Linked DNA regions of Mus musculus: regions 1 and 2 are each linked to region 3. Evidence: chromatin loops called from intact Hi-C (ENCODE). Cell type or tissue: heart. All regions are shown on one strand. Each heading gives the region's core, and the rest is flanking DNA. Links, peaks and the distances in the headings are about the cores only. Region 1 overlaps Gm42354 (a long non-coding RNA gene). Region 2 overlaps Slc25a33 (solute carrier family 25, member 33). Region 3 overlaps H6pd (hexose-6-phosphate dehydrogenase (glucose 1-dehydrogenase)).

Evidence for each region. A loop is a pair of places that touch in the nucleus more often than their neighbours do. Peaks named below come from ENCODE experiments on the same cell type or tissue, not always from the same donor. Only the 100,000 strongest peaks of a DNase experiment are listed, where the experiment ranks them.
Region 1: a loop joins it to region 3, with 7 times the contacts of the local background. A loop is called at or near these places in 17 of 42 quality-filtered maps.
Region 2: a loop joins it to region 3, with 2.7 times the contacts of the local background. A loop is called at or near these places in 5 of 42 quality-filtered maps.

The regions. Positions count from the first base shown.
Region 1 is chr4:149,800,197-149,811,115 of GRCm38, reverse strand. Gm42354 (a long non-coding RNA gene) reads right to left here. Exons shown (of 3, transcript XR_881588.1): 2 at 10,643-10,804; 3 at 8,587-9,385. Among named protein-coding and RNA genes, the nearest start is that of Gm42354, 15 kb to the right of the region's middle. In heart, for the core only: a CTCF peak has its summit at 4,240 (motif pointing left); DNase peaks (open chromatin) are centred at 2,365 and 4,215; H3K27me3 peaks cover 1,745 bases.
Region 2 is chr4:149,747,225-149,758,143 of GRCm38, reverse strand. It overlaps Slc25a33 (solute carrier family 25, member 33), which reads left to right. Exons shown (of 7, transcript NM_027460.2): 3 at 1,992-2,069; 4 at 4,245-4,345; 5 at 5,674-5,740; 6 at 8,815-9,095. Among named protein-coding and RNA genes, the nearest start is that of Tmem201, 15 kb to the right of the region's middle. In heart, for the core only: a CTCF peak has its summit at 5,520 (motif pointing left); no DNase peak of the experiment used is centred there.
Region 3 is chr4:149,973,663-149,984,581 of GRCm38, reverse strand. H6pd (hexose-6-phosphate dehydrogenase (glucose 1-dehydrogenase)) reads left to right here. Exons shown (of 5, transcript NM_001291004.1): 4 at 410-679; 5 at 1,661-5,108. The coding sequence ends at 3,024. Among named protein-coding and RNA genes, the nearest start is that of H6pd, 24 kb to the left of the region's middle. In heart, for the core only: no CTCF peak of the experiment used is centred there; DNase peaks (open chromatin) are centred at 4,521 and 6,861; H3K4me3 peaks cover 586 bases; H3K27ac peaks cover 1,175 bases; H3K27me3 peaks cover 474 bases.

The DNA of each region.
Region 1 (10,919 bases), core at 2,083-7,082, 170 kb after region 3:
CCATGCTCCTCCAGCATCCTCCTGCTGCCTGCCACCATGCTCCTCCAGCATCCTCCTGCTGCCTGCCACCATGCTCCTCCAGCATCCTCCTGCTGCCTGCCGCCATGCTCCTCCAGCATCCTCCTGCTGCCTGCCACCATGCTCCTCCAGCATCCTCCTGCTGCCTGCCGCCATGCTCCTCCAGCATCCTCCTGCTGCCTGCCGCCATGTTCCTCCAGCATCCTCCTGCTGCCTGCCGCCATGCTCCTCCAGCATCCTCCTGTTGCCTGCCGCCATGCTCCTCCAGCATCCTCCTGCTGCCTGCCACCATGCTCCTCCAGCATCCTCCTGCTGCCTGCCGCCATGTTCCTCCAGCATCCTGCCACCATGTTCCTCCAGCATCCTCCTGCTGCATGCCACCATTTTCCTCCTGCTGCCTGCTGCCATGTTCCTCCTGCTGCCTGTGGCCATGTTCCTCCAGCATCCTCCTGCTGCCTGTGGCCATGTTCCTCCAGCATCCTCCTGCTGCCTGTGGCCATGTTCCTCCAGCATCCTCCTGCTGCATGCCACCATGTTCCTCCAGCATCCTCCTGCTGCATGTCACCATGTTCCTCCAGCATCCTCCTGCTGCATGTCACCATGTTCCTCCAGCATCCTCCTGCTGCCTGCCACCATGTTCCTCCAGCATCCTCCTGCTGCTTGTGGCCATGTTCCTCCTGCTCCCTGCCACCATGTTCCTCCAGCATCCTCCTGCTGCATGCCACCATTTTCCTGCTGCCTGCTGCCATGTTCCTCCTGCTGCCTGCCGCCATGTTCCTCCAGCATCCTCCTGCTGCCTGTGGCCATGTTCCTCCAGCATCCTCCTGCTGCTTGTGGCCATGTTCCTCCTGCTACCTGCCACCATGTTCCTCCAGCATCCTCCTGCTGCATGCCACCATGTTCCTCCAGCATCCTCCTGCTGCCTGCGGCCATGTTTCTCCAGCATCCTCCTGCTGCATGTCACCATGTTCCTCCAGCATCCTCCTGCTGCATGCCACCATGTTCCTCCAGCATCCTCCTGCTGCCTGCCACCATGTTCCTCCAGCATCCTCCTGCTGCCTGCCACCATGTTTCTTCAGCATCCTCCTGCTGCCTGTGGCCATGTTTCTCCCGCACACTGGACTCACACCTCTGTAATCTCGAATAACCCTTTCTTCTGTAAATTGCCCTGGCCTTGGTGTGTTACCACAGCAGCAGAAAGTAAATAATATAAGTAGCATATACCTGTGGTCCCAGCACTCTGGATGCTGAGGCAGAAGGATGAAGAACTCATAGCAAGAATTATCCAAAAGAGAAAGGGAAGGGCCAGCCAGGTGGCTCCTTGGATAAAGGCATTTGCAGCCAAGCTCGATGACTTGAATTCCATCCCTAGAACCCGCATAAGGACGTTCTCCCACAATTGCCCTCTGACCTCCCCAAGCACGGTGGTGCATGCATACACAATTAGAATTCGATAATTTGGAAAAACATGGTGCACGCCTTTAATCCCGGCACTTGGGAGGCAAAGGCAGGCAGATTTCTTAGTTCGAGGCCAGCCTGGTCTACAGAATGAATTCCAGGACAACCAGGGCTACACAGAGAAACCCTATCTGGAAAAACCAAAAATAAGGAAAAAATGGGGAGAAAGGAAGGGGAAAAGAGGACGCAAGAACGGAGGGAAGGCAGGTAGCAAGGAACAAAAGAGTAAGTTAGGAAAGGGGGAGGGATGGGAGGATGGAGGGAAGGAATGGAGGGGGAAGAGGAGCCTAGAAGAACTGGTCAAATGCCTGTCAGTTGACTAAAGCCTTTAGTCACCCCTAGCTGGCCGTGCTGAACGCACCTCTGACCAGTGTCACCAGGCTAGAGTCCATGTATAACCTGGAGGGCCAGGCTGCAAAACCAACCAGTGCTTCCAAAAAAGCTTGAGAAGGAGGCAGTGTGTCTGGGATGAGCAGAGATGGGAGGGATGTTAGCCCCTTAGCATCTCCACAGCCCTCCTGGGGCCACTGCTCTCCTAAGCAGGCTCTGTGCCCAGAAGTCCTATCACTTCCTCTCCTAACACCTGCCAGCTCAGCTCCCCCACGCTCCCCACCCCCACCCCAGCCCCACGGCTCCTCTAAATCAATCCAGAGGCCAAGTCCTCTCATCTCGCCTCATCAGTGGGCCCTCCAGCCTCTCCATCATTTTTATTGCCTTTTCCTGGCAAAACTCCCTCCAAAATTATCAGCAAACTCCACGTGGGAAGGCCTAAGAGAAAATCCCCCTGGTAAGGACTGTCTTCTCCTCTCCCAGAGCGCTTTTCTCAACTCTAACGTTCCTCCTCAGCTGATTACAGGCGCGACTTGGGCCAGATGGGAGGACCCATGATTCCGTGATTCCCTTGGGCTTCTGCATGTCTGAGCCTGCATCCTCTCTCTCTCTTCCCCTCCTCTCAACCTGCAGCCTCCCCCCCCCCCAATCACCCTCAGCATCGCTGTGTTCCTGCACCAAGCACCTTCACCCTAGATAGCCAAGCCAGGGATCCTGAACCACGGGGCCCACCTGCTTGCTCACCAGCATCCTAGGACTCCCGTAAATGTCTGCGGATCATGCTCCACCCAGCCAGAGCGCTTTAGCACACGATCTCGTTTCATCCAGAAGGACATTCAGGGCTCCATTATAGGGAGGTAGGCACAGGTTCTGGCGGATTAAGTAACAGCAGGCCTCGATCAGCGGGGCAGGAAGTAACAAGACTGCAGACCAAGGTCTCACCTTTCCCAGGGAACCCGAAATCAATCCCTCGGTGCTGTACCGGGGCAGCACGAAGTGTGTAGTGGGGATGGGACTCTAACTACTGCTGACTCAGCAGGTAGCAACCCTGAGCTCCCAGTCGCTGGTCCAAGCTGGGTTAATTACACTTTACGGAAAGTATTCCCTGGTCTCCTTCCCATCTGACACCCTGGTTCTTACTGATTTGGGTTACAAATCTGATTCTACCTCTGGCCAAGAGAGGTTTTCTTCTTCTGGGTAGAGCTTTGCATTGCATTAACCCTTTAAAATTAGCAAGTCAAGGGCCAGCAACACGGCCCTTGGGTCTTTCTGCCAAGCCTGAGGCTCTGAGTTCAATCTCTGAGACATTTAAGGTCAAAGGAGAGAACTGACTCCTGCAAGTTGCCCTCTGACCTCCACATACGTGTCCACACGAGCGCACACAGGAAGGAAGGAGAAGTGTTGTTAAAGTTACACATCTCGGCAGGCCGGTGAAATGATCAGGGTCAAGGCCCTTGCGGCCAAGCCTGACATCCAGAGTTCAATCCCCAGGACCGACTTGGTGAAAGAAGAGAACTGACTCAAAGTCGTCCTAACGTCCTGTGGCACACTCACACACACATTTGTACAGACACACATAACATGTAAAGATATAAATGTCTCAAAGTCATTAAAATTAAACAGGTCAAGCAAAAACATGTGCAAATATTATAACGGCACTATAACTGTAAGTGATAAACAACTTAATATCCACTAATGAATGAGTGAGTACAGACCACACATACTTAGGGCATTATTCATCCTGAAAAGAGCTAATGCTCTGACACCTAACACACGGGTGAGCCTTTGAAGTCTATCTCGGAGAGGAGGAAGGCAGAAGCTGAGAGTCCCCCAATGTGTAGCCCACGGCTATGAAATGCTGAAATGCACAGGGTACACAGACCCACAGAGACAGAAGAAGGCACAGTGGTTTCTGGGGGCTGAGAAGGAAGATTCCCTAGAGGCGGGACTTCTGGGTCAGAGGTAACTCTACTCAAGTCTTTGAAGCATCCAAATCCACGGAAAACCTAGCATGGAAGGATGCAGCTGACATCCTCGAATCCCCATGTGGAGATGGCAAGAAGAGATGGCTCAGTTCCAGGAGGCTAGCACACGGGCCAGCTAACTCGCTTACACAGCGGGAACAACACAGACCCTGTCTACACAATGCATTCACGCACGCGTGCGCACACACACACACACACACACACGCACTAAAGTGTACATTTTCAATAGGTGGATTATGTGATATGTGAGTTATACCTCAACAAAAGTGTTCTCCCTCTCGCTCTTCCTTCCCCCTCCCACATGGAAACCAAAGGTTCTCAAAGTGACACTCAGAGTCAACCGCGTTTCTCAGCTCATGGCCTTGGCCCTGACTTTGCAAGCTTTTGAGCAAACGGGCCTATCCTATATGGATTAGCATGGTCTCGGGCGCCCCCTGGTGGGCAACAAGCATTTACTCCATTGCCAGATGCGGGTGCTGGTTGCCTGTGGTTGACTGAATTGCCCCTCAGTCATCTAAGCCTCTTTGAACACCAAGAACGCTAGTCCTGCCTACTACATAACATTTAAAGGTTTTTAAATTTCTGGTATATTTTTTAAAACAACTAAAATAAATTTAAAACACACACACACAACTCTAGTCTCTTTTCACCCTGATCTCTGCCATCTCCCACAACAGCGTCATCTTAAAGCTGACTCCAGAAAGCATTCTAGGCCCACTGTAACTATTTAATCACAAAAGATCAGGAAACCAAGAGACTCTTGCTGCTCTGTGAGAGGACTTAGGTTCAGTTCCCTGGGCCCACAAAATGGTGCTCGGTCACCTCTGACGCCAATTCCAGTGGGAACTGCTGGCCTCGGATCAGATGGCAACTACACTTATGCTCGTACATACACATACACACACAAGCATACACACACTACACACAAAGACACACACTACACACACACATACACACACAAGCATACACACACTACACACAGAGACACACACTACACACACACATACACACAAACACACACATAGCAACTGCATTCATTCACACACACACACACACACACACACACACACACACACACACACACACAATATAAAGAAACCTTGATACTGCCATACTTATTACTGACATTAGAGCCGGAGTCCAATACTGATACCACTGGACGGCCTCACCAGTGATAAAAATATTAGCTATTTTTTAATCTGTCTGCATCAGAATCTCCTGGTCTTTAGGGTCTCTGTCCACCTTTACTCTCTCACTTGGAACCTGTTGTTAGGATGAGAACTGTGTCTATTCTAACCCAACCTTTGTCCTCGTGAACAATGGAGCAAGCTGACTGTTTCACGGTTAAAGCCAGGGGGGTTCAATGGTCCCCAGATCTCTGTTTCTGTTACTTTTATCATTTAAAAATATTTTTTTCCAAGCAGGGCCACATGCAGCCCAGGCTAGCCTCAAATTGTCCATGTAGCCAAGGGTGACCTTGAACTTCTGACCCTATCCTCCATTTTCTGGGAGTGTAGGCTTGTACTACCATGTCTGGCTTTATGTGATCCCAGGGATGGAACTCAGGTCTCTTTACATCCTAGACAAGCCCTCCCACACCGAGATACAGTCTCCTAAGAATGGTTTTTAAAAACAGATATTGGGAGCTGGAGCAATGGCTCCGTGCTTAAGAGCCCTTGTTGTTCTTGCAGAGGACCTGGGTTGAGTTCCCAGCACCCACACAGTGGCTCACAACCACCTGTAACTCCAGTTTCAGGGGACCCAACACTGTCTTCTGGCCTCCAAGAGCAGTGGATAAATGTGGTACCCTTATATGCATGCAGGCAAAGCATTCATAACATAAAATTAAAATAAATCTTAAGTCTAAAATAAAAAACAGAAACCACACAGGTGCTGTCATAGAGAAGTTACAAGCTCCACATCTTCTTTCAAATGATGTCAACCTGACACTTGTATCTAGAGAACTCTGGGGTTTCTGGGCAGCTAAGGACTCTGTTGCTGACATATGCCTTTAACCCCAGCACTCGGGAAACAGAAACAGGAGGATCTCTGAGTTCGGGGCCAGCCTGGTCTACAGAGTGAGTTCCAGGACAGCCAGGGCTACACAGAGAAACCCTGTCTCGAAAAACAAACAAACAAACAGGGCTCTATTTTTGGACGCTTCTGGTGAGACAAAGGGGAGAAAATGGGGCAAGAAGGGGAGCCCTTCTCTGTCTCTCTCCTTCTTGCTCCCTAACTTGACCTAAGTCCTAGGAGCCCATGACCCCTTCTCACTTAACTGTCTCTCTGCCCTGATTTCAATGCTCTGGAATATTCTCTTACCCCCAACCCTTGATCACCTACCCTGTACCCTGTTTCTGGTCACACCTCGATTTCCAAGGAGACACCAATATTCTTAAATCTACACATGACCACCTCTGGATGGGTTTCTCAGTTGAGGTGTGGTCCACTCTGCTGATGTTGGTTATAGGCAGATAAAGGCATGTTCCTTTAGACTATCCCCCACATATGTCCATCAGTCTTATCCTGTGATGTGAGAGGGAAGGAGAAAGCTGAGAGAAATGCAGCCAGGGCCCTGGGGACACAGAAAAAAGCTTCCCAGACCGATGCAGTCCGGCCCTAAGTACCTCCATGGCTACCTTTCCTCTGCAGCCACCTAAGGACACAGTGGCGCCAGAAGGAGCCTCAGGGACCCATTTAGTCCTCGCTCAGTGCATGTACTGGCCTCTGGGGGCAGCTCGTGTTACCTCTGTGTTTTCAGGAAGCAGAGATAGGGGAATGGGTTTATAGTGATTCAATTTAATGAGGATCCCAGTCAGCAAGGAGTGGGCCATGCACCTTAGGTCTCAACTGCCCTGTCCAGGGGACAGAGACCACCTGTCCTTGCTTCTCAGCCACTGTCAGTCCTCTTGATTGTCCCTGTGGTGGTTTAAATAGGAATGGCTCCAATGGTCTCATGTGTTAGAATGCTTGGTTCACGGGTGTGACACTATTAGGAGATATGGCCTTGTTGGAGTCAGTGTGGACTTATTAAGGAAGTGTGTCACTCTGGGGACAGGATTAGAGATCTTCTATGCTCAAGCTATGCCTAGTGTGGCTCACAGTTTCCTTTTACTGAGGAGATGTAGAATGCTATGCTCCCTTCCCCAAGGAAAACATACAGACCTCAGGCTGCCAGACTCCAGGGCATAGGAGGACTACCATTGGCCATACATTTCCCTGTGGTATAACAGGTACCCCTTATTCTTTCCCCCCACATTCTTGGAGTAGTATATTTTCATCCCCCCAATCCTCTCTGGTCCCCTTGATACCCAGGCATCAGAAACAGCTTGGCTTTGTGACTCCCCACTCCCTTCCCCGAGCCTTCCTCTGACAGCCCAGCTACATGAATCCTCCTTCCTCCGAGATCTGTAGAAAGACGGGATCCCCACATGCCTCGTGGGCCAGAACTTTCCTCAGAGACTGTGCCAGGCTGTGTCATCTGTCTGTCTGCCCATGGAATTAGTGACCTAATAGACGGTCCACCTCAGTGTCCCCCTTGAATCCCAACCCCCAACTTTTCAGTAGTGAAGAACTAGGGTTTGGCCGGTTAGCTGACTGGTTTTGTTTGGACTTTGGGACTTTTGTTGGTTGTTCACTTGGGTTTTGGTTTTGAGACAGAGCGTGCCTATATAGCCCAGGCTGGCCTCGAACTTTTGATCCTTTGCACAGCCTCTTAGGTGCTGGGATTGCAGGCAAGCACCACCACACCAGGCTTTTCTGTTCTTTATAGACTACTTTTTCGAGGCAGTTTTAGGTTCGCAGCAGAGAGCTGAACCCTCCGGAGAAACTGCACACTTCCAGCCCCAGCACCCCACAGCCATCTGCCATGGCCACAATCTACACTGACAACATCAGTTATCTACCGAAGTCCAGAGTGCTTTGGGGCTGGCTTTTGATGTCTGTGATGAACAGTTATTTTCATCAACTTGACCCAAGCTAGGATCACCTGGGAAAGGAAACATCAATAGAGAAAATGTCTCCATCTGACCAGCCTGTAGATGAATCTGTAGAACATTTTCTTGATTGATGATTGATATGTAATGGCCCATCTCACTGTGGGTGGTGTTGCCTTTGGTCATGGTGTTTATCACAACAACAGTCAAACCAGACAAGCAGCAGGTGCTCCTGACGGCTAAGCCAGCTCCCCAGTTCCCGTCTGTAGATTTCCCTATGTGGATCTTGCACAGATCTGTATCTTAATATTTCATTTTTGAAGTTCTAATACAATTGGTAATAGTTTTAAGCTTTTTATTACATTTGTGCATAATTGGCGGGGGGAGGGGCGGTGTGTGTGCTATAGCGCACATGCGCCCATCAGAGGATAACTTGCAAGAGTCAGTTCTCTCTTTCCACCGTGTGGGTCCTGGGAATCAGATTCAGGTCACAGCCTGTCTTAGTCAGGGTTTCTACTCCTGCACAAAACATGGAGACCAAGAAGCAAGTTGGGGAGGCAAGGGTTTATTCAGCTTACACTTCCACATTGCTGTTCATCACCAAAGGAAGTCAGGACTGGAACTCAAGCAGGTCAGAAAGCAGGAGCTGATGCAGAGTCCATGGAGGGATGTTCCTTACTGGCTTGCTTCTTCTGCCTTGCTCAGCTTGCTTTCTTATAGAACCCAGGACTAACAGCCCAGGGATGGCACCACCCACAATGGGCCCTCTCCGCTTGATCACTAATTGAGAAACTGCCTTACAGCTGGATCGCATTTCCTCAGGGAGGCTCCTTTCTCTGTGCTAACTCCAGCTTGTGTCAAGTTGACACACAAAACCAGTACACAGTCTTAGCTGCAAGTGCTTTTACCCAGTGAACCATGTCGCTGACCTAGTAGTAATATGCTTTTGTTGAGGGCTCTTGGTGCCGCTTCTAGGAATTTGGCATTTGTCACTGGGCTCGAACAAGGAAGTCGGCTCAGCTAAGCATGTCAGAAACGGTGACCACGGGGCTTTGTTTACTGCTTTGCTGAATTAATGCCTTGTGTGATCTCTTTGCTGACCACTTAATCACTATCCCGTGTGATCTCTTTATTCACTACTTGGCTTGATTGCTTTGTCTTTGATCTAAGAGCTGACCATGGTTTTTGGATGTATCTAGGCTATTTCAGCCTCAGTGCAGACTGGAGTCATGCTATAATTTTGTCTAATTGTTTTTCTTCTTTTCCAATCCTCACTCCCTTGCTTTAGACCCTGTTGACTGACTGAGCTGTCTTGGCCATGCTTTTAATTTCAAATCCCACTTGTCTGATACATGCATTAGGAAGGTAATGACTTTATCTACGCGTGCTTGCAGGGAGCCAAGCCAATCCAAGACTTCCTTGGAAGCCCGCATGACAAGACAAGGGGAGCATCTCTTCCTTGGCCTTACCAGGAACGGATTTGGTGAGGCCTGCAACCTGCTGCAGCCAATGCCTCAGGGGAGTCAAGGTTGTCATGGTTTCTGGGGTCTGGACTCTTCCCCCTGGGAGGTAGTTATCCGTCCTTGGGCAGCTGTGTCTGAGGCATCCTGTGTTCTCTTTGCCAAGACTGTCTGACCTGTAGCTTGGCCGTTCTCCCCCCTGTAAGTAGTATATAAGATGTTATACTTAATCCTCCTGACCCCAGGTATTGCCTTTGTGTCTTCTCTGCTTCTTAACCTGATCCTCACACACAGCACCTCATTCGGGACCCTTATTTCTGCCGGTTTCAGGTCAAATGTTTGTCTTATAACCTTTCTATGCTCACTGTATTCAGTTTTTTGCTAGTTATAGGAACTGGAGGAGGAGGAGGATGAGGAAGAGGAAGAGGAAGAGGAGGAGGAGGAAGAGGAGGAGGAGGAAGAGGAGGAGGGGGAGGGAGGGGGAGGGGGGAGGAAGAGGAGGAAGAAGAGGAGGGGGGGAATCTTTTATGCTATTCCCTTTCTTGTCTTATTGCATTGGTTGAAACTTCCCGTACGGTGTCAGACAGTAGTGATGAGCTGGCCTTGTGCCTGCTGTCTGCAGGAGAGCCACCAGCTTCTCGTCTTCCACTCTGGGATCGGCCATGCTCTGTGGATTTTTATTATGATGTTGAAGTTCCTTTCCATCTCTTAGTTGCTGAGCATTTTACCCCATGTAGTTTGTGTTTTTGCCACATGGTGTTTTGGTTTGGGTTTTCTGTCTGTTTGTTCTTTGTTTTTGTTTTTTTTTTTTATTTGTGGTTTGGTTTTTGGTTTTTTATTATTGTTTTGTTTTGTCTTTTTCTTTCTTCAGTCTCTTCAAACAGTGAATTTTATTAATTGGCTTTCTAATACTGAGCCAGCCTTACATGCCTAGTAAACTCCCTCTTAGTTGTGGTGCTGGGTCCCTTTGCTGACACTCCTAGCCTATAATGACTTTCTAGCCTTGGGCTGAGCCTGTGACTGGAAGGATCGCCTTTTTCCCTCCACAGGCCTGTTTTCATTATTTCATTAAAGCCTAAGCCACAATGCACTGCTCTGCTGTACCTGGGCCTTGTCCCTGACTCTGCCAGCTTGAACCAGCTTGAACCAGGGCAGGTCTAATCTTCCTACTGAATCCATACCCCATACACTGTGCAATCTGGGTGCATTCCGGGCTCCATAGCAGAGCCCCCACCTCCACCCACACCCACACCTCCACCCACACACAGCCTCCTCAGAGCTTCTTATTGTTTTGTTTTTGTTTTATGAATACACACTAGCTCTCTTCAGACACACCAGAAGAGGGCATCAGATACCATTACAGATGGTTGTAGCTGGGATTTGAACTCAGGACCTCTGGAGCTCTTAACCGCTGAGCCATCTCTCCAGCCCCCCCCCCCCCTTCACGGCTTCTTACCTCTCTCTAACTCTGAGCTCTTTGAGCTCTGCTACAACCCAGAGACCACAGCAAGCGGCCTCCACAGCGCACACATTTCCTGGGAAACTGGGCTGATCCTTCATCCTGCTTCTGGGAATACAAAAAAGTAAACCAGATCCAGCCAGCCACTGTCCTCAGACCCTGCAGTGTTGTGGAAAGAGATATGAATGAGTCACAGAGGAGTCAAGGTCAGATCCGAGAGGCAGGGAAGTACAGCAGCCAATCCCAGCGCCCTTTAGCGGCTATCCTGTGCGGC
Region 2 (10,919 bases), core at 3,304-8,303, 230 kb after region 3:
ACTTCAGCCTCAGCTGTTATGGCCTGTAGAAAGAGCTGTTGGTGCTGTTGGTTTCATTTTATTTGGTTGGTTGGTTGGTTGGTTGGTTGGTTGGTTGGTTGGTTGGTTGGTTTTGGTTTCTCAAGACAGGGTTTCTCTATGTAGCACTGGCTGTCCTAGCACTCAGAGACCCACCTGCCTCTCCTCCCAAGAGCTGGGATTAAAGGTGTGTACTACTGCCCGACTGCTGCTGCTGTTGCTGCTGCTGCTGTTAAAGAACCCCTTTTGTTTTCAAATAATTTCAAATAGTAGAAGTTATAAGAGCAACACAGATGACTTGCTTGTGGCATTTTTTGGACACACCAGTTTTTAACGTGTTACTGTCTTGCTTTGTCATTTTGACCCTGTGTTCATTCATAAACTCCTCTGAACCATTTGAAAATGAGATTCAACACTCTTTTTGAATGTGCACATACATACACACTTAAAAGTAAGTTTTTTAAAAAGCAGGTTTTGGTAGACAGTGGTGGCACACGCCTTTAATCCCAGCCAGCACTCAGGAGGCAGAGACATGCAGGTCTCTGTGAGTTTGAGGCCAATCTGGTCTACAGAATGAGTTCCAGGACCACACAGCAAAACCCTTTCTCAAAAGAAAAAAAAAGGAAAGAAAGAAATGTCATCTGTTCAGTCTGAAGTATTGCACACATGTAACCCAGTACCTAGAAGCTTTACACACATGTAACCCAGTACCTAGAAGTCTTACACACATGTAACCAGTACCTAGAAGTCTTACACACATGTAGCCCAGTACCTAGAAGTCTTACACACATGTAACCCAGTACCTAGAAGCTTTACACACATGTAACCCAGTACCTAGAAGTCTTACACACATGTAACCAGTACCTAGAAGTCTTACACACATGTAACCCAGTACCTAGAAGCTTTACACACATGTAACCCAGTACCTAGAAGTCTTACACACATGTAACCCAGTACCTAGAAGTCTTACACACATGTAACCCAGTACCTAGAAGTCTTACACACATGTAACCCAGTACCTAGAAGTCTTACACACATGTAACCCAGTACCTAGAAGTCTTACACACATGTAACCCAGTACTTAGAAGGCTGAAGCAGGAGCATAGCAAGTTAGAAGCCAGCCTGGACTACGTAGTGAGACTGTTTGCAGAAATAATAAAATCATAATAATATAGTGGGGCCCAGGTTATAGAAACCTGAACCTGGAGTCTCCTGCATGCAAGGTAAGTGTGAGTGTATATCTTAAGCCAGGGGTTTGCTGCCCTGAACTCACTGTGTAGTGTGTGCAGACCTTGAACATGTGATCTTTCTGTCTCAGCCTCCTGAGAAGGCGAGATTTCAGACTGAAGTAAGAGGAACTGAGAATTCACCGGGAGTGGTGGTGCACGCCTTTAATCCCAGCACGTGGGAGGCAGAGGCAGGCGGATTTCTGAGTTCGAGGCCAGCCTGGTCCACAAAGTGAGTTCCAGGACAGCCAGGGCTATACAGAGAAACCCTGTCTCGAAAAAACAAAAACAAAAACAAAAAAGAGGAACTGAGAAACAGGATCAGAGCTTTCCTAGACAGTCTTTGTAGCATTCCTGTCTGACTCTACAACCTTCTGATGTTATATTCTACAGAGGGAAGTAAGAGTCAGGGGCCTTCTAAACAAACACTTTATTCCTTCAGGGCGACACTGTGATGCTTGGCTTCTTATTGCCCAGATAAGCCTTCCTCAGAGGTCTTGGCTTGTTTTTGAGACAGCCTCGTGTAGCCCAGCTAGCCTCAGACTCTATATAGCCAAAGATGACTCTGAACTTGTCATCTTCCCGCTCCTGCCTCCCCAGGGCTGTAATTACAGGTCTATGCCACTGCACCCTGTTTGTTCTGACGATACACTAGGGCTTCACGTTCTCCAAACACTCACCTAAGCAGCCACATCTGCAGCTATTGAAGTCAAAAAGATTCTAAAGCGATGTCTCTTTCTTACTCAGATCAATCCTGGAAAAGGAGGGACCAAAGTCACTCTTTAGAGGCCTGGGTCCAAATTTGGTTGGAGTTGCACCATCAAGGTAAGCATGTAACTGCCGAGCGAGCGAGCCCCAGTGCAGTAGAGTGACACTGCTGAATGGCTGTTTGTGTTGCCTAACCAAGTCTGACGTGAAGAAGCAGTGGCAACCGTGGGTTCCAGTCTCTGTAAGGGAGAGTTTCTTACCTTGAGTGTGCGGAGGACCAGTCCCTGGGTGTGGAAATGCCCAGGGTTAGAGTGCACACAGATCCCTGTCTTCGGCTTTCTTAGCAAGATGACTTCCTGGTGACTCATAGGAACATCAGTCTGAAGGAATTCCAAAGGCGCCTAGGGTTTACTTTCTATAACATTACATCCTTGGATTTATTTTATTTATTTATTTATTTTTGGTTTTTCGAGACAGGGTTTCTCTGTATAGCCCTGGCTATCCTGGAACTCACTTTGTAGACCAGGCTGGCCACGAACTCAGAAATCTGCCTGTCTCTGCCTCCCAAGTGCTGGGATTAAAGGCATGCACCACCACGCCCAGCTATTTTATTTTATTTTTTAAGATGTATTTATTTATTTAATATATGTACGTACCCTGTAGCTGTCTTCAGATACACCAGAAGAGGGCATCTGATCCCATTACAGATGATTGTGAGCCACCATGTGGGTGCTGGGATTTGAACTTAGGTTCTCTGGGAGAGCAGTCAGTGCTCTCAACCACTGGGCCATCTCTCCAGCTCATTGTCCTTGGTTTTTTAATTCTTTTTAAAGGCTTCATAGAATCGCGCTATCCCTGCACGGTAAGCTGTTGTCTCCATTCACCTTTTTTTTTTTTAATATTTATTTATTTATTATATGTAAGTACACTACTGTAGCTGTCTTCAGACACTCCAGAAGAGGGCATCAGATTTCGTTATGGATGGTTGTGAGCCACCATGTGGTTGCTGGGATTTGAACTCAGGGCCTTTGGAAGAGCAGTCAGCACTCTTAACCGCTGAGCCATCCATTTACCTTTTTGATGAGAATACTGGTCACTTTCCAAATGTTTATTATCCATGCATAGATAGTGTCTCTGGATGAAGTTATGGGCAGTGCTAATAGACAGGAACTGTGTGTATAAAAGGGACGAGTGGCAGTGTTGTCACGGGCCAAAGTCCTCTAATGATAGACTTTAAAGGTTTTCCTTGCCTTTTCTATTTTGAAATCTGGCCAAATTCCAGTGCTTTATTCTATAAAATAAGATTGGTATGTTTGCTTGTTTAGATAGACGATAAAGAGGTTTTCATCAAAGGTTATATATCTCAGAGTTACTCAAATGGAAGAAGAGAGAGAACAGTAGAACAACAAAGGGTTACACTGATTAGAACTTGCCCCTGTGGGAAATCTGTTACTTTTCCCTAATCCTGATTTCTTGGAAGGCCAAATGACTTGGTAACACGAATGGCAACTTCAGCACAAATGATTACTATCACCGCAGCCACCACCAGCACCACCACCGTCCCAACTCCCTTTCTGTCTTTCCTGTGGGGATATGGTACCAGAACTTAGTCCAAACCAGTGGTCTCCTGGGATCCTGTTCAGCAGTAGTCAGGATCCTTAGTTGAAATAGATTCTGTGATTGACCTGCTGTTCAGCAGAGGCAAAGAGAAGCAGCGCTCCTGCATCGCAGAGATGAAGCACACCTCCCTAGTCACTGTAGGCAGTTCACAAGATGAACACAAGATGAAAGCAGAGCTCGTTAAACAGTGCACCTGTAAAATGACAGTCCTCACTCCCACTCAGATGATTAGCATCCATCCAGAATAAAGAATGTGAAAAGAGCTAGGCAGTGGTGGCCTACACCTTCATCCCAGCACTCTGGAGGCAGAGGCTATGAGTTTGAGGCCAGCCTGGTCTACAGAGTGAGTTCTAGGACAGCCAGGGCTACACAGAGAAACTCTGTCTCAATAAACAAACAGACAGAGTGTGAAAGGACTTTTATGTGTGTTACCAAAAATCTTATTTCTCCTCTGTTATCCTGGCCATGGCTGTCAGCACTTTCTGGAATTTCTGGAAGGCATGAACATCCAGGTGCAGTGGCAGCCTGGGTGTGAGCCAGCCTCTTGTTTCCTTGCTGGCTAAGATCATTACTCTCTTCTGTGGTCTCCTCTTTGGGATAGATGGTGCAGAGGGACCTGTGTACTTTAAAGTGCAGTAATGCTTTAATGGTTTTCTCTTTTTGTCCTACCAGGGCTGTGTACTTTGCATGTTATTCCAAAGCCAAAGAGCAATTCAATGGCATCTTCGTGCCTAATAGCAATACTGTGCACATTCTCTCAGCTGGCTCTGCAGGTATGTTCCCTAGCAAGTGTTGTTTCGTTTTGCTTTCTTTTTTTTTTTTTTCTTTCCAGGAATTAGATGTTAACTCCCTGCCTCTTTTGACCCTAAAACCATTTTTAAAGCTTTGTATTGGAGTTTGTAGAACATGACTATTAGCAGTTTATAAACAAATTTTACTTTTCTGTTCTTCATCTTCCTGATTTCCCTATTGAGTTGTAATGTGGAGTGAGAGCTGCTTTCTTTCTGATTCCCCAAGGTATCTGGGGTGCATCTGCCCTGCACAGCTCACTTGCACAGCAAGAATCAGGGTTTTATGTGTTGTGTGGTACTTGAGGCTGTACCTAAGGCCTTATGCCTCCAGATGGTCTGTTTTCTTCTGAGGAAGTCCGCACTGCAGAGCTCAGGGCAGGGCTTGCCCCAGGGAGTGTTTGTGAGAAAGCACTGGCTCCTAAATTGCTAGGAGAAGCCTCTGCCCTTCTTCATAGAGGCTTCTGTCCATTTGAATCTAACAGAATTTTTAGAGAATTTAGATTAGCATTTTAGAATTTCTTCCTTCTGTTAACAGCCTGCAACGTGTCCACACCAATTTCCTTTGTTACTCTCAATAAAATTACTAACCCAGGTTATGATCTTTAGTCAGAGAAAAGCAATATTAAGCAAACTTCTTAACACAAGAACAGTGATTCCCCTTAATACTGAGCCCCGAGAAGGACAGTGTACCATTCCAAATCAGATTGAGCCATGGTGAATTAGCCGTAATCCAGACCCTGTTAATCGGCTTTGTAATGCTTGTAAAATTAACCCAGAGGCACCCTGGGTAAAGGAAGCACACCTTGAAGGAGCTTTTCAAGCCAGTGCCCTCCAGTGCCCTCATTTAATATGTAGAGGACACTAGCTGTTAGAGGAGGGCTGAGCATTGAGGTTTGGGACTGATCCAATGTGTTAAAATGCTGCTGAAGGCATACCAAAATGATTCCTGTGGGCCAATGGGCTTTTAATGTTTTTGTCCTTAAATTTCCAAGTTTGAATTCAGGTAACGGAAGATTTAACATCCTTATTCAGGGTTAGCTATAAGTACTGATGAGCATGTTTAAAAACAAATTATCTCTGGATCTGCAGCTTCTAAGTTGGAATTTCAGATAGTTTTTGCCCTAGGATTGAAATGAACCGAAGTGATAGCACCACCTAGAGGCCAGAAGGACTGTGCTTGGCGGCGGCAGCTGTGGCGCGGACAGAGAGCAATTAACCCACTGCTTCTGCGCCCAGCCGTGCGGGCCACTGCATGGGGATTGCATTCGCAAACACTGGCTATATCAGTGATGACTGTTTTTTCCCTCCAGCTTTTGTCACAAATACCTTAATGAATCCTATTTGGATGGTTAAAACGAGGATGCAGCTAGAACGCAAGTAAGTGAACAGTCCCTTCAGTACCCGGAGTCGTCCTGCTGTGCTGTGGACGGGAAATAGGAGCCCTGTATGCATATGCAGAAATGTCATTTGAGATCTATCCTGACAGCATTGTGGGGGAGGAGCCCCAGAGAGCAAGGGAAGATGGACAGAAGGGCCTCTCCATGGTCCCAGCTTCCTTCCTGGGTGTTCCTCTCTGGGGCTCTTTGTGGAGCCCCACTGTCAGGAGGGATGCTGTAAACTCCGCAGAGGCCTGGCTGTCCAGCCAGGACACCAGCGAGGGCACTTTGGACCTAGTCCCCGATGTCTCTGGTGTCTGTCCTGAATCTAACCTGGAGTTCTTGTGTTCCTTGAGTATTCTGGTGGAACCTACAAAATGTTTGGACTTTGTTTTTTGTTGAGACAGGGTCTTGCTGTGTAGTTCAGGCTGCTTCAAATTTACAGTCTTGCTGTCTCAAGCCTCCCCAGGCCTAGGCCTATTACCCTTGTCTAGAGCCAGGTTTTAAGGAAATAGAAACCAATTGAAATGAATTCATCAAATTTTAAGAACTTGTGATACAGTAATAATGATTCTTTTATATGTAAATCAGATTTCTCAGCAGGCCAGCAACACCTGTGAATTTCCAAAGAACACCAAGTATACTAAATAATGCCTTTTAACGTTCTAATGAATGTGGCAGGAAAATGTTTCTATTTGTGTAAGACCACAGCTACTATTTCTGTGGGCTGTCACCCACACTCATACTTCTTGAAGGAATGCTAATTTCCAGTAGAAATTTGGGCTCTCCCAGGCTGTTTAAGGAACTGCTTGTATTGTGCTGTGTGGCCCAGCAATGTGAACCCTGGAAACACTAGCAGGCTCATCTTCCCTCCAGCTTCCTCTGAGGGAGAGGGAAAGGCTGAGGTATACGTGGAGGGTGAAGGAGGAACCTGCCTGGTTCATCGTCCTCTTGTGCCCATGATGAGGGTTTCCTGTCACCACAGTCCATCTGCCTTCTGAAGTGCTTGCTAGAATCCTATGACAAGGGTCAGTTACTTCCAGGGTAACTCTTAAGTTCTGGCCCAAGCATTGAGACAGTTCTTTGTAGTTTCCAAAAATGCTGTGTGTGTCCTACATGTCCATGTTCCTGAGTGTCCAGTCCCTTGCCCCTCTTAACTATTGTGCTTCAGGCTTCTGGCCAGCCTGGTCTCCTGGAAGCCTGTGGCCTCACCTCAGAGCCAAGTGTTCACAGTGTTGTGATATCACTGGTGGTTAGCAACAGATAAATGCATGTGTTGACCGAGGCCCTTTCTAATGCTTAGGACGTTTTAGACCTTTATTTAGGTGAGATCTGTGAATATCTGTGAGTATATATTGTTCCAGTGGTTGCCCCGGAAATTGGTCATGCCTTCTACCTTATAGCAGTATAGCCAATCATCAAATAAGATTATAGTCTGGTGGGACAAGGGGTGTGAGTTGTCCAGCACTCTGGAGAATCCATAGTACACTGTAGGCTGGATGGAGTCGGGAGAGAATAGGAGAGCCTCTTGAGGCGGTGGCAGCTCCCACACTCTTCAAAGGAGCCAGCTGCAGGGATGGGGGGGAGGGGCGCGCAGGCACACAAAAAGGTTTGAGCAAGTAAACAGTTAATTCAAGTACAGGAGTTTAGTGGTTTAGCTTAAATCTCTCTCTCTCTGAGACAGGATTACTCTACTCTCTCTGGGGTTACAGGCATGAGCCACTCACTGTTTACACTCTCGGTTCTAGGATCAACACCACTTTACTCTGTAAAACAACTAGTCTTCCTTGCCTCTCAAGCAGAGGACACTGTGTTATCAACAAGAGGAATGTGTGTAAAAGAAACAACAAAAAGATGATTTCTGTTAATTTCCTTATAAAGTGAGCACAGAGACCTAAGAATACTAAAAAACAGAGCATCTCCGGGTTACTATTTTTTTTTAAAAGATCAAGGCAGGAGTTCTGACTGACCTTAGAAATAATAGATAAAGATACAGCATCATGGGCTGGAGAGCTATGTCAGCAGCTAAGAGTGCTCACTGCTCAGTTCCCAACACCACACCAGCCCTGTATTGTAGTTCCAGGGAAACTAATGCCTGCTGTGCATGTACACACACACACACACAAATACATAATAGATACTTAAAAGTAAACGAATGAGTAAAAGTATCAGGAAATGTACCTAGATTAAAAATTCCATACGGGGCTGAAGAGATGGCTCAGCAGGTAAGAGCACTGACTGCTCTTCCAGAGGTCCTGAGTTCAATTCCCAGCATCCACATGGTGGCTCACAACCATCTGTAATGAGATACAGTGCCCTCTTCTGGTGTGTCTGAAGACAGCAACAGTGTACTCATAGAAATAAAGTGAATAAACAAATCTTTTTTAAAAAAATCCCGTATGACAAAACTAAGAAGAAATGTATATATAAACATATGCGTGTATATAATATGTTGTTTTTCAATGCATGAGGCCCTGGGTTCAGGCCTTAGCATGCACACAAATCACACTCCAGAGAGCAGTAGAAAGAGGGAGCCATTGGCCCGGCAGATAGCTCAGTGGTAAGCTCTTGTCTACCATGCACAAGCCCTGAGTCTAATCCCCAGTAAACCAGAAGGAAGACAGCAGCAACCTTTTCCCTTGGCATTCTCTCCTGTATCATGGTGTTTGACCTTGTATCTAATTTTGTCTGCTTTCTGCTTAGCTTCCTTGTATCTTCACAGCTATCCTCATGGTGTGTATGCACCAAACGTTACGTAGCCAGTCCTGCTCTTAGATACATGGATGATTCCAAATGTTCCTCTGACAAGTGTTGTAGTGTTGTCTTCCATTAGCAGTTTCTAGAATTGGGTCAGAGGCTATAAGCCTGCTTCAGGGATTGTAGATTCAGATGCCATCTGTTATATGACCTGTCAGGTTTCTCAGCTAATTGAACTGGCCTCACAGTGGGCCAGAGGTCAGGGGGCCTCAGAACAAGGACAGGTTTCTTCTCCTGTGTGGTTTCTGTGTCATGGCTGATGCCCTTTATGACTTGGTGTGGTACGTCTCTCAGTGCGCATTGTTGATCCTCCGACAGGGTGAGGGGCTGCAAGCAGATGAACACACTCCAGTGTGCTCGGCGTGTCTACCAGACAGAAGGCGTCCGCGGCTTCTATAGAGGGCTGACCGCCTCCTACGCTGGGATCTCGGAGACAATCATCTGCTTTGCTATTTATGAGAGCTTAAAGAAGTGTTTGAAAGACGCTCCGATCGTCTCCTCCACAGATGGAGCTGAGAAAAGTTCCTCTGGCTTCTTTGGACTCATGGCAGCTGCTGCTGTTTCTAAGGGATGTGCCTCCTGCATCGCTTACCCACACGGTATGTAGTTCTCTTTTCTCCTGGAGCAGTAGAACAGTTGTTGGCTTTGTCATTTGTCACTGTGTAGACTGAAATACAAACATAGATTGGGTGTCCCTTACCTGAAACACCTGGGACAGGAAATGCAGAGATTTCCAGCGTGGGGCATGGTAAGCATGGTGAGCATGTCTGATCTGGCCAAGGTGACGTTCTGGACTTTCAGATTGGAGATGCTCATTCTGTCCCTGCAGGGCAGAGCGACACAAGTCATGTGAATGGTGGCCTACTCTACCTTGCTTGGCTCCATCTCAGTGTCACAAAGGTTCGCTGGGCCAAAATGGGGGTCACTGAACCTTTGTTTTCAAAGAAGCCTGTCTTAGTCAGGGTTTTACTGCTGTGAACAGATACCATGAACAAGGCAAGTCTTATAAAAACAACATTTAATTGGGGCTGGCTTACAGGTTCAGAGGTTCAGTCCATTATCATCAAGGTGGGAGCATGGCAGCATCCAGGCAGGCATGGTGCAGGCAGAGCTGAGAGTTCTACGTCTTCATCCAAAGGCTGCTAGTGGAAGACTGACTTCCAGGCAACTAGGGTGAGGATCTTATACCCACATCCACAGTGACACACCTATTCCAACCAGGCCACACCTATTCCAACAGGGCCACACCTCCAGATGGTGCCACTCCCTGGTCCAAGGATATACAAACCATCACATTCCACTCCCTGGTCCCCATAGACTTGTTCAAAAACATGAGTCTATGAGGGGCCATACTTAAACATAGCATAATGCAAAATGCATTTAGTCCAATTTTCAAAGTCCTCATAGTCTATAGCAGTCGCAACAATGTTAAAAGTTCAAAGTTCAAGGTCTCTTCTGAGATTCACTCAACTTAATTAACTGTAATCCCCAAAGCAAGGCAGGAAACCAGCTGGGCAAACTCCAAACTCTGCATCTCCATGGCTGATGTCAAAGTGGTCTTCAGATCTCCACTCCTTTTTCATCTTTGTTGACTGCAACAAACTGCTTTCTCCTGGGCTGGTTCCACTCCCTGTTAGCAGCTTTCCTCAACATGTATCCCATGACTCTGGCATCTTTAACATCTTTGAGTCTCCAAGGCAATTTCAATGTTACAGATTCTTGTTTCAGTGTCTGGGATTCCACTTGATCTTTTGGGCTCCTCCTAAGGGCTGGCATCACTTTTCAGCTCTGCCCTCTGTAGCACTCTAAGCTCAGGTTGATCCACTCCACTACGGCTGCAGTTCTTGGTGATCATCCCATGGTACTGACATCTCCAATATACTGGGGTGTTCCACTCCAACTAGGCTTCACCAATAGCCTCTCATAGGCTCTCTTCAGGGTGCCAAGCCTCAAATCCTTTGCATGACCCCTTCAGTCCTGGGCCATCAACTACAGCTGAGGCTTCACCTTCTCCATTGGCCTTCCCTGGCCTCTCACAGTGCTAAGCTTCAGCTTCTCTTCATGATCCCTTCATTCCTTCACAAGCAGTACCACCTGAGTGACTCTTACACATTACCAAGTCCAGCCACAGCGTGAGGTACAACACAGCTTCTTTGTGATCCCAGAAAACAATTTCCAGAAGATTTCACCTCAGTGATGCTGGTCTCTTCTTAATCACTGCTAATTCCTTAGCTCCAGCTAACCAGCATCAATTTTCCCAGTAGTTCCTTCCATTCTTAACTCTAGAGCCAGAGCCACATGGCTGAAGCTGCCGAGTTCTGCTGCTTACAGGAACTAGAACACGGTCCCCTTGTGCTATTACATTATCACTAGCTTTATGTTTTCTAAATCCTTCACTGCCTAAGCTTGGCTATCCTGGTCCT
Region 3 (10,919 bases), core at 2,422-7,421:
GTCAACAAAGTAGCCCTCATTAGGAGGTGGCTGTCAGAGCCAGCACCCAGCCTCTCCGGGCTGTCCTACCCGATTCTCACCTTGATCAGGTAGCTTTCCCTGCTGGCCTGTGCCCAGGGAGGGAGAAGGCAGGGCAAGGAAGCTGGCCAAGGTCCAGATATGTTTCTTCCTAGGCCTGAGACTAGGACCTCCCCAAGCACATTCCTGTAAGGCCTGACGGGATGATCAATCCCTTCTCCTAGAATACTTGTAGATGAAGGGCGGTCGGTCCAACCGTCCCCTTTCCTGTGTCATGTGAGGCTTGCTGTGGCACACCTTGTCATAGGTTCGTTAGATGGAAGAATGAGGATGCCAGGGCAGTGATGGGGTAGCATCCCGGGGACCCTCTGACGGCCCTCGTGTCACTCAGGTCGGGCCAGTTTCTATGAGGAGTATGGCGTCATCCGTGACACGCTGCAGAACCACCTGACTGAGATCCTCACGCTGGTGGCCATGGAACTGCCTCTCAACATCAGCAGCTCAGCCGCCGTGCTCCAGCATAAGCTCTGGGCCTTCCAGGCCCTGCGGGGGCTGCAGAAGAGCAGTGCCATCCTGGGCCAGTACCAGGCCTACAGCGGACAGGTGCGCCGAGAGCTGCAGAAGCCAGACGGCTTCCAGAGCCTGACACCAACCTTCGCAGGTAGGCACCGGAGCTGGTGTCTGTGGGGCCACCAGCAGCTGGAGGCCACTGGTCCACCAAGTGCCCTTTGCAGTGTGGGACTCCGGGAGATCTTTTCACCTCCTAGGCCTGTTGCCAGCTTAAAGCTGCAGGTCACCTACCTCAGGCTCCATGCAGTCCCAGGAAATCTGTGGGACTCGGATAGGAACCACCTTCGTGGTGGGCTGTGTTTGTCACTTCTATGATGAGGCACAGAGTTCTACCCAGCCACAGCCAAGGAATGGTCCTGTGGAGAGACACCACATTGGCCATCAGATACCTGCTAGAGCTACCTGGAAGGTCCCAGGAGGATTTAGGGAGAATGGCTGGCTGTTAGAAGGCAGAGACAGGGCATGGCCATCTAGAGTCCATTTGATGTGGCAGACAGTGTATGTGCCTCACCTTAGTCCCAACACACCCACAAGGCAAGTATAGTCATTGTCCTTGTATGTGAAGGCACAGAGGCAAGGCTTGACTCTGTGTGTCATGGCTCCTATGACTGTTGCCTAAACACACGTGCACATGTTACCCCACCCCACGGACTACTTCATCTCCTCCCCACCCACCTGGTCTCCCCTCATGCTTGCCCTTGTTTTGGCATCCTGGGGGCTTCACACCAAGAGAACTGCCCTTCCTCAGGACAGTGCCCTTACCCATCAAGGCCCAACATGCCTCCCACCACTTCTGCCCCACCACAGAACTTCCCATGGCAGGCAGGCAGGCAGGCACCCAGCCTGGTTAGACCAGAGGGTCTCGGAGGGACCTCAGAGTGCTGGTGTTCTGCTGTAGAATTAGCCCCACAAGCTGTTTCCAGCCCTGCCTGAGAAGAGGCAGGGAACGCTGAAGGCAAAGCAAGACAGGGCTTGCTCGGCAGGGCTGCCAGGTGCAAGGTGGGCTGCAAAGCTCACTCTCAGGCTGTGATGTCACTCTCAGGCTGTGATGTCTGCTCTTTCCCCACCTCAGGTGTCCTTGTCCACATCGACAACCTGCGCTGGGAGGGTGTCCCTTTCATCCTGATGTCTGGCAAGGCCTTGGATGAGAGAGTGGGCTATGTTCGGATTGTGTTTAAGAATCGGGCGTACTGCACCCAGAGCGAGAGACACTGGGTGCCGGAGCAGAGCCGGTGCCTGCCCCAGCAGATTATCTTCTACATTGGACACGGTGAGCTGGGCCACCCTGCCATTCTGGTCAGCCGGAACCTGTTCAAACCCTCACTACCCACTCAGAAGTGGAAGGAGGTGCAGGACCAGCCTGGGCTCCGCCTGTTCGGCCGTCCTCTGTCTGATTACTACGCCTACAGGCCTGTGCGGGAGCAAGACGCCTACTCCACCCTCCTGTCGCACATCTTCCACTGCCGAAAGGAGTCCTTCATCACCACAGAGAACCTCTTGGCCTCCTGGGTCTTCTGGACCCCGTTACTGGACAGCCTGGCCTTTGAAGTTCCACGCCCATACCCAGGGGGAGCCGAGAATGGCCAGCTGCTGGACTTTGAGTTTAGCGGTGGTCAGCTGACCTTCTCCCAGCAGCAGCTGGAGGTGCTGATACCAGATCTAGGCTCAGTCCCAAAGCCCAGTGACTTCCAGGTCCTCGGGGCCCGGTATAGACAGAGCCCACTGATTACCGCCTGGCCAGAGGAGCTGATCTCTAAGCTGGCCAGTGACATTGAAGCCGCCGCGGTGCAGGCAGTACGGCACTTCGGCAAGTTCCACCTGGCACTGTCAGGTGGTTCGAGCCCCATAGCTCTCTTCCAGCAGCTGGCCACAGGACATTACAGCTTCCCCTGGGCCCACACACACCTCTGGCTGGTTGATGAGCGTTGTGTCCCTCTCTCAGATCCAGACTCCAACTTCCAGGGCCTGCAGGCTCACCTGCTACAGCACGTCAGGGTACCCTACTACAACATCCACCCGATGCCAGTGCACCTGCACCAGCGGCTCTGTGCCGAGGAGGACCAGGGAGCTCAGACCTATGCCAGTGAGATCTCAGCCCTGGTGGCCAACAGCAGCTTCGACCTGGTGCTCCTGGGCATGGGCACCGACGGGCACACAGCTTCTCTGTTCCCACAGTCCCCCACAGGCCTGGATGGTGATCAGCTGGTGGTGCTGACGGAGAGCCCGTTCAGGCCACACCAACGCATGAGCCTCAGCCTGCCCCTCATCAACCGAGCCAAGAAGGTAGCTGTCCTGGTCATGGGCAGGACAAAACGTGAGATCACAACGTTGGTGAGCCGCGTGGGCCATGAACCCAAGAAGTGGCCCATCTCAGGTGTGGTGCCTCTTTCTGGGCAGCTGGTTTGGTACATGGATTACGAGGCCTTTCTGGGATGACAGTACCATCCTGGTCTTAGTCACTCTCAGCCTTCCTCTTTAGCTGCCCACTGTGCCTCAGCTGTGTGGAGCCTGGTACCAGAGTCAGGCCCCAGAGAAGGGAGGACAAAACTCTGTGCCGACTTCCTGGACCCACTGGTTCTCGGGAATTTCGGTGCCTGCACATGGAAACAAGGTAGAGCTCTGGCCTCAAAACCCAGATAGGAGAGGGACTAAGGCCTCCAGCAGTTACACACCAGTAGCTACAACACACAGTAAGACTGGGCGAAGGCTCCACGCTAAAGAACCAAAGTGGCCTGCCAAGACTGGCCTGCGATCTTCAAACTGGTTTCTGTGGAAAGAGGGGCCAGTGTTGATGGGGAGCAGGGTGCAGAGACTCCTGGTGAATGTCTTGCTCTGAGCCAGGCCAGCAGAGTAGACACAATCCTGAGCCTGCACCGGGCGCCTTGCCTCTTCTGGTATCCCATCATCCCTCTGTGCACCTAGCTGAGATCCAGCGCTCCTCCGGGCAGCTTCTGTCTACTCTGGGAGGACACCCACTGTCCTCAGTATTCCCCATTACCCCTCAGCCTCTCCCTCTCTACAGACACAGACACTGCCACGTCAGAAGTTCCCCCAGATCTAGAGACCGGGGCTCCCTTTCCCACTAAGAACTGTTATGCTGTCATTGGGCTGTCGGGCATCTCTGATCTATCTAGACGGGAGGGCTCTGTCTGCTCCTGGGTCGGGGGTGACTCCAGATCACAGCCTCTTTCTAGGGCTTATGTGGCCAATTGCCAGCATCAGGGCAGACTGCAGCTAGCCCTCCTCACACTACCTCTCTCTGGCTTCAAGTCTGGCAGCAGCCCCTCCTCTGCCGGGCATCTCCACCATTCTTACTGACGAACCTGGTACCACTGGGAACACTACAGGCAGCTCCTAACTTCAGTCCCCTCCAGGGCCAACAACATAAACATTTCAGGGCACATACAGTTTTCATTTAGGCCTCCTGCTGAGTCATGTGAACAAGGGAAGGCCCAGAAGGGTTAGGATGGCCCGTCCTCACAGTTACCTATGTGTCAGTCACAGAGTCTCCGTGTCTTTCAGAATTTTCCCATAGAGAGGTTTCCTGTGATGAGGAGCGTCAGGAAATCTGTTTCTCTCCTTTTATTTGATTGTACTTTCTCCCAGACAGCACATGGAAAAGAATTCTTGCTTTCACTAGAGATGTGTGCATAGAGTGTAGCCTGAGCTGAGGGCTCTGTATGAAAGGCACTCTTGTTGAAATTCTGCTTACTCTGACCTCCAGTGACCCAGACTGACAGAACACCTCTATTCCTTGGCAGAAAAGAGGAACGCCCTGGGGTCCTTTCCTGGCCTGCTTTGCTCAGGCTTGGATGCAGGTAGTCGCAGGTGAAGTTCCACCTTTAGCCATGTGGGGGAGCCCACGTGCCACCACTCACATTCCACCCAGGAGGCGGGTTTTAGTGCCAAACGTCTTTTCTTCGCTTTTCTTGCTCACTGCCTCTCAGGCGTCTTAGCCCAGTGCGTTTTCATCAGTTCTTAGGGACTCGGCCTTCTGCAGTTGCAACATCAGAGAGCAAGGGGCCTTGCATGCCTCAGGAGAGAGGGTGCCCAGGCTCTGTGTCACCATTCTGAATAACGGTGAGTCACTGCCCAGCCTGAGCCTAGAATGTCCCGTTCTTATCCAGATGAATGACTCGCCTCTGTCTGTGGGGAGTCTCTGCACAGGGGAGGCCAGTGTGGGGGAAATACCAAAGATCTCCTTTCCGGAAGCAAGCACAAATAAAATTTCATTGGAAAGGTTGGTGGGGGACATTGTCTGTGTTCTCTGGCATGCACCTGTGTGTGCCCTTTCCCTTTCTGCCCCGGGTTAGGAAGGAGTGATGTTCAGAGCCAGGACCACGGAAGATGCTGCTCTTCAGACTTTCTGAACCATCATCCACAGCCAGCAGGGCTTTACCAATCAGTCACATCTGTGTACGAATCTGTCTCAGGAAGGAGCTCTCAGCCTTAAGACCTGGGATACCCTCTATTTTTTTAAAAATTTTCATTAAAAAATTGTTGCTTGCAAACCACTTAACATTGAGTTGATAAACAGTGTGACGAATACAGCCTTTGCCAGCCTCCTGCCTGTCTGGAAGTGGGGATCTGAGGCTGGGAAGACAGGACAAGGTGTCCAGGTTCCTGGGGAAGGGAAGAGGGACATGTGGTCACTGTGTCTGGGACACAGCCTTCCCTCCCTGGATTCACTTCTGGCTCCCTTAGGGTCCCTGTAGCTGTGGCTTAGCACTGGCCTGCAGGCCGTAACCCTGGGCTGGCTCTGACCCCGCCTGGGATCTTCTAACTGCACCCTGCTCACTCCCTGTTGAAACAATGGAAGCAAAAGTCTGCACCTTGCCTGGTGGCTCTGTGGTCTCCCCACTGATGGGCAGATGCTAAATGCTATGCACAGGCACACCTTGTCCTGCCAATAGCCCAGTGTGCCACGTGGCAGGGCCTTAGTGACTGAAGATTTGAAACTGGGAAAATGTCCAGTGTTGTCCAGAAACTGTATGTTAGATTCTAGAAGCCATGCCAGCACCCTGTGGGGCCTGTTCCTTTCCAGGGGACCCATGAAGGGCTCACATGGCTGAGTCAGGTTCCTTGGGTAGGCCTGTGAGTCCACTATGGGAAGGACACAGGGGCATACAAATGGCAGAAGTTGTCCTCCTTGGGGCGACATGCCAGTTAGCATCTCCAGGCTAGATCCTGATTTCTAATTCCAGGCAAATGTTCCTGGTAACTGCACTTTAAGTAGTCCCATCTTGTTAATTTCTTGCTTCTTCTTCTTTTTTTTTTTAAATGATTTTAAAATTTTTATGTGCATGTTTGCCTGCCTATGTGTCTGTGTGAGGGTATCAGATGCCCTGGAACTGGAGTTACAGACAGTTGTGAGCTGCCATGTGGGTGCTGGGAATTGAACCCAGGTCCTCTGGAAGAGCAGCCAGTGCTCTTAACCACAGAGCCAGCTCTCCAGCCCCAATTTCCGGCTTACTATTGCTCTGGAGAAAATACTCTCTTCTCACTTTTGCTCCCCAAATTAGTGGAATCAGAGCTGCCTTCCACTTGGACTGATATCTTAGCGCTCTCCCAGGAGGGCCTCCTCCGCAGCCTGACAGGCCTTGAGCTCCCCCATGCTCTTTTGCCTTCTTTCTCTGACTCTGACAGAGAGTCGGGGGTGTGCCATGCAAAAGGGAATGAAGAAGCCTCCAGAAAACCCTCATGGGGTTACTTCTTAGAGCTTAATTTCCAGGAACCTTTTTTGGATTTTGTCTCCCGCGGAGTGTGCGAGCCCCTCAGAGCAGCTCTGCAGCAGATCCGCAGCTGCGTTTTCATCTTAGACAGCTGGCACCCCTGCAGGCCTCCGCTCACTACTAGAAAAATCACCTGGCAACATTCCAGGGAATGAGTCGTGGGTGGGGAAAGGAGAGCAGTACTGGTCAGCCCCTGCCTGCTCTGGGAATGACTGTCCAGGGGAGGGCTGCTGTCCCCAGGGGTCACAGGCTGCACAGGTCATGAGACTGCGAGCTGAACTGGAGAAAACAGGCCCATTTATCTGCCTTCTGCTCTCTTCTCCCCCAGCTCCCTGCCCTCCACAGTTCTGTACCAGCGTCTCAGCCCCCAAGGTCGTGCTGTGGCCCGGGACCTTGGTACTTGGCTCGTAGATTGGTTTGGCAGCTTATCCAGTGGGGGAAGATGGCGGGCAGGAGTTAGAACCCAACCTGAACTGGCAGTGAGTTGGGAGGCTCTGCGCTGTTCTGCCTGGGCTCATTTTAACTGTAGTATTTGGGGGTACCCGGCTGAAGATGAGATTCGTTCCTGGCACAGCCCTGCCTAAGCGTACCTTGAGCCCGTCAGCAGCCACAGTAGCTTAGCTGCGCAGTCTGCAGGTGCAGGAGAGTCAGCTCATACCTCATGCTGCATCCCATGTGGAGCAGAACTGGCCTCCAGGCATCAAAGGATTTCTTGCAAGGGTTTGGCCCCTGGAAGGGAGCAGGCATCAAACCAGAACATGTTCCTGGAAGATGCACGGGGCAGATGTCTTCCAGGAACATCGAATCCTGCCTTCTGCAAGCTCCTCACACCCACTGTAGGCTCCTCACACCTAGAGGTGGGTGTGAGGAACCCCAAGGATCTTTCAGCTTCTAGCTGAGCAAGGTGTCAATTCACCACTTCTGTCACAAGCACAAGACAGCCTGCCAAGGGATCCGAAGAGACTTCACTGTGATCTAGCAAGCCATGTGGGTAGTGATGGCTTGGATGTTTTGTACCTCCGGCCGATCAAGGTTGGGAGTATATTTATTTGCAGGTCCCAGAGGATGTCCACGTCTCTGTGTGACCATGGACAGGACCTCTGAATAATGACCCCTGTGTTCATTCTTTGACCTCAAGGGTGAGTTTGTTAAAGTCCTACGTTGCTTTGATGGCTTGGTGTTTTAAACGAACTCTATGCATCTTTTTCTGTCCCTTTCTATTGAGTGGCAATGTTTGTATTTGCTAGATGCTGTTGAGACAATTTGAACAGCCGAGAGTTTGCACCGAGAGTGTGGGTGTACACGGACACCACATGTGTCAGGATGCAGGTGTACATAGACACGGTGTTTGTCAGGGTGGTCCTTGGCCTCACAGAGGTCTGGAGGAGCTGTTTATTGTTGCGTTTTGTAAAAAGAGAAACCAGAGATATGTTTGGTGGGGACGAGGTATGGTGTGGGGGAAGGGGTGCCTCTGTGGGCCTGTGCTGAGGCATCCCTTCCCCTTGAGGTACCAGCCACACGACATAGGTATAGTATAGAGGAGAGTTTATTTAGGTCATGAGGGGGGGGTTGAGGGAGTAGAGACAGAGAAAGGCAGAGAGAGAAAGAGAGAGAGAGAGAGAGAGAGAGAGAGAAGAAGAAGAAGAAGAAGAAGAAGAAGAAGAAGAAGAAGAAGAAGAAGAAGAAGAAGGAGGAGGAGGAGGAGGAGGAGGAGGAGGAGGAGGAGGAGGAGGAGGAGGAGGAAGAAGAGGAGGAGAAGGAGGAGGAGAAGCCAGCCATGAGTACCTGGAGAGAGAGGGCGAGGGGAATGGGGAGAGAGGGAGAAGAGAAGAGAAGAGAAGAGGGTAAGGGAACAGGAGCAAGACTAGGAGAGGAGAGGGGAGGAGAGGAGAGGGGAGGGTAGAGGAGAGGAGAGGAGAGAAGAGAAGAGGAGAAAGGAAGAGAAGAGAGGAGAGGAGAAGAGAGAAGAGGAGAGGAGAAGAGAGAAGAGGAGAGGAGAAGAGAGAAGAGGAGAGGAGAAGAGAAGAAGAGAAAAGAGAAGAGAAGAGAAGAGGAGGAGAAGAAGAGAAGAGAAGAGAAGAGAAGAGAAGAGAAGAGAAGAGAAGAGAAGAGAAGAGAAGAGAAGAGAGCAAGAGAGAGAGGAGGGGACAAGCAGCCCCTTTTACAGTGAGTCAGGCATGCCTGGCTGTTGCTAGGTAACTGTGGGGCGGAGCCTAGACGAAATGCCAACAGTTATGATGCATTATGGGATTATAGCTCAACTGATGGCGCACATGCCTCATGTCCACAAAGCCCTGGGTTGCATTCCCAGTGTCTCATAAACAGGGAACGGTGGCACACACCTGTCATTGCAGCACGTGGGAGTTCAAGGTCTTCAGCTAATATCAAGCCAACCTAAGGTAGATGAGACCCCCTGGGGTTTTTTTTTGTTGTTTTGTTTTGTTGTTTTTTGTTTTTTTTAAAAACCAACCACTGTGAGTACAGAAGGTAAGGACCAGGCTAGCTGGGCATGAGGAAACCCACCCTGTTTCTCTCTTATCTCTGGGTCTGGCACTGTTAGCTCTTCCTTGATCTGTCCACTTGGGAGAGCGAGGCTAAGTGAACTTCAGTAGCCAGCAGGGCTACTTCTGCCTGCCCATGCCTGAGTGAGGGTGGCTGAGTCGCCATCAACTCCTCAGTCTCTGTGACACACTAGAGAAAAACAGAGAAGGAAGGATTTATTTTGGCCCATGATTCATTTTAGCCCAAGGTCACCTGACTGTGTTGTTTGTGGGCCAGAACTGAGGCAGATCGTCAGTGCAGGAGCATGGTGACCCGGAAGTGGGATAAAACAGGTGGGGAAGGAGCAAGGGACGAAACGTGTCCTTCAAAACCACTGCTGACAGGGACCAGGCTTTCTCCAGTGAAGGCTGACCTCCTTTCGTCACCTCTGATACAGTCTCCCATTACGAAACCAGCAAGGGATTAATGTGGCAGTGACCTTCAGCACCTTCAGAGCCCACCAGCTGGCAACCCAGTCCCTGAGGCAGGAGTCTGCAGACAGATTTCCATCCAAACCATCACAGAGTGGGCAAGCTGGAACGGTGCTGAGGGTCTGGGTCGGGGTGACGAGATAGGTGGCGACCAGCATGACCTTAAACCTACCTCTGCCTCCTGAGTGCAGGCTGGGGTTAAACCTCCCCTGACCTTGTGGAACTGTCTCAGAGAATAAAGTATGTTCAGAGACCATTTATGGTTTTTGTATGTCAAATATAACATCTGGCTTTTTTTTTTAAAGCAATAAACTTGTTTACTTGCCAAAATCCAAGTTTCTTCCTTTGGGAGATGAAGTAGAACGGCTTGTGAGTCTGGCTAGTGTGGTCAGGGGAGGAACATGGAGCAAAAAGGACCTGCTGGGTCCTGCTGGTTTGTACCTGTCAACTTGACACAGGCTAGCGTCACCTGAGAGGAGGGTGGTCCTCTTCTGGCTCTCTAGGGCACACACACACACACACACACACACACACACACACACACACACACACAGAGACACACACACACTCCCACACCCACACACACTCATACACATAGGCATACACAGGCGCACACACAAACACACAGACACACACATGTTCATATACAATAAAATTATTTTTAATGTTATTATTTTGGAAATCAGAAATGCTACTCAGAACACAGCTGAATTTACATAGGCACCCTGAAAAAATGATCATGACAACAGACCCGAAACTAAAAAAACAAAAACAAACAAACAAACAAACAAAAACCCCATTCTCATGACTCATGTGTGCTTGTCCTATATTTTATCCTTCCTCATCACCAAGTATTTTCTCGATCTCCTTCTTAAGTTTCACATCTATATTGTCTCCTGGCAGCTGTTTTCCTGAGCACGTAGAAGGCCACACTCGGAATATGATGAAGACCATGTGTTTTAGGTTTTTCTCTCTGACTGGGGGGCACCTCGTAGAATAGTGTACTTTCTGGGTCCATCTGCTTTCCTGAAAAATCTCACAATTGCATTTTTTTTTTTAAAAAAATTTGCTGAGTAGTATTCCAGCATGTAAATATACTACACTTGCTTTATCCAGTCATCTCTTGGTGAGCGCCTAAGCTGGTGCCATTTCCTTGCTCTTGTAAATAGAGCAACAGTAAACACGGGTGTGCAGACATTTTTTGTGATGGAATATGGCAAGCTTTGGTAAATGCCCGGGTCTGGAATGGCTAGGTAGTTCACAAGGTAGATTCACATTTAACTTGTTGAGGAGTCTCCAAACTGATTTGCATAACGGCTACATTAATTTATACCCCAGCAGTGAATAAAGGTTCCCTTTCCCTACAACATTTCCAATGTTTGATATCAGATTTCTTTTTTTAATGTACTTTTAAAATAAAGACTTTTAATATGATATTTTGTAGTAATCCTCCTCTTTCCCCTCCCCCTAACTTCTCCTGGATCTGGATCTATCTCTACTTCAACACCCCTCCCAACTTTGTTTTTTATCTTTCATTTTTTTTAACTTGCATGTGGATTAGTGTTTTGCCTGCATGTATTTCTGTGCATCACATGTGTCTAGTGCCCAAGGAAGCCAGAAGAGGACA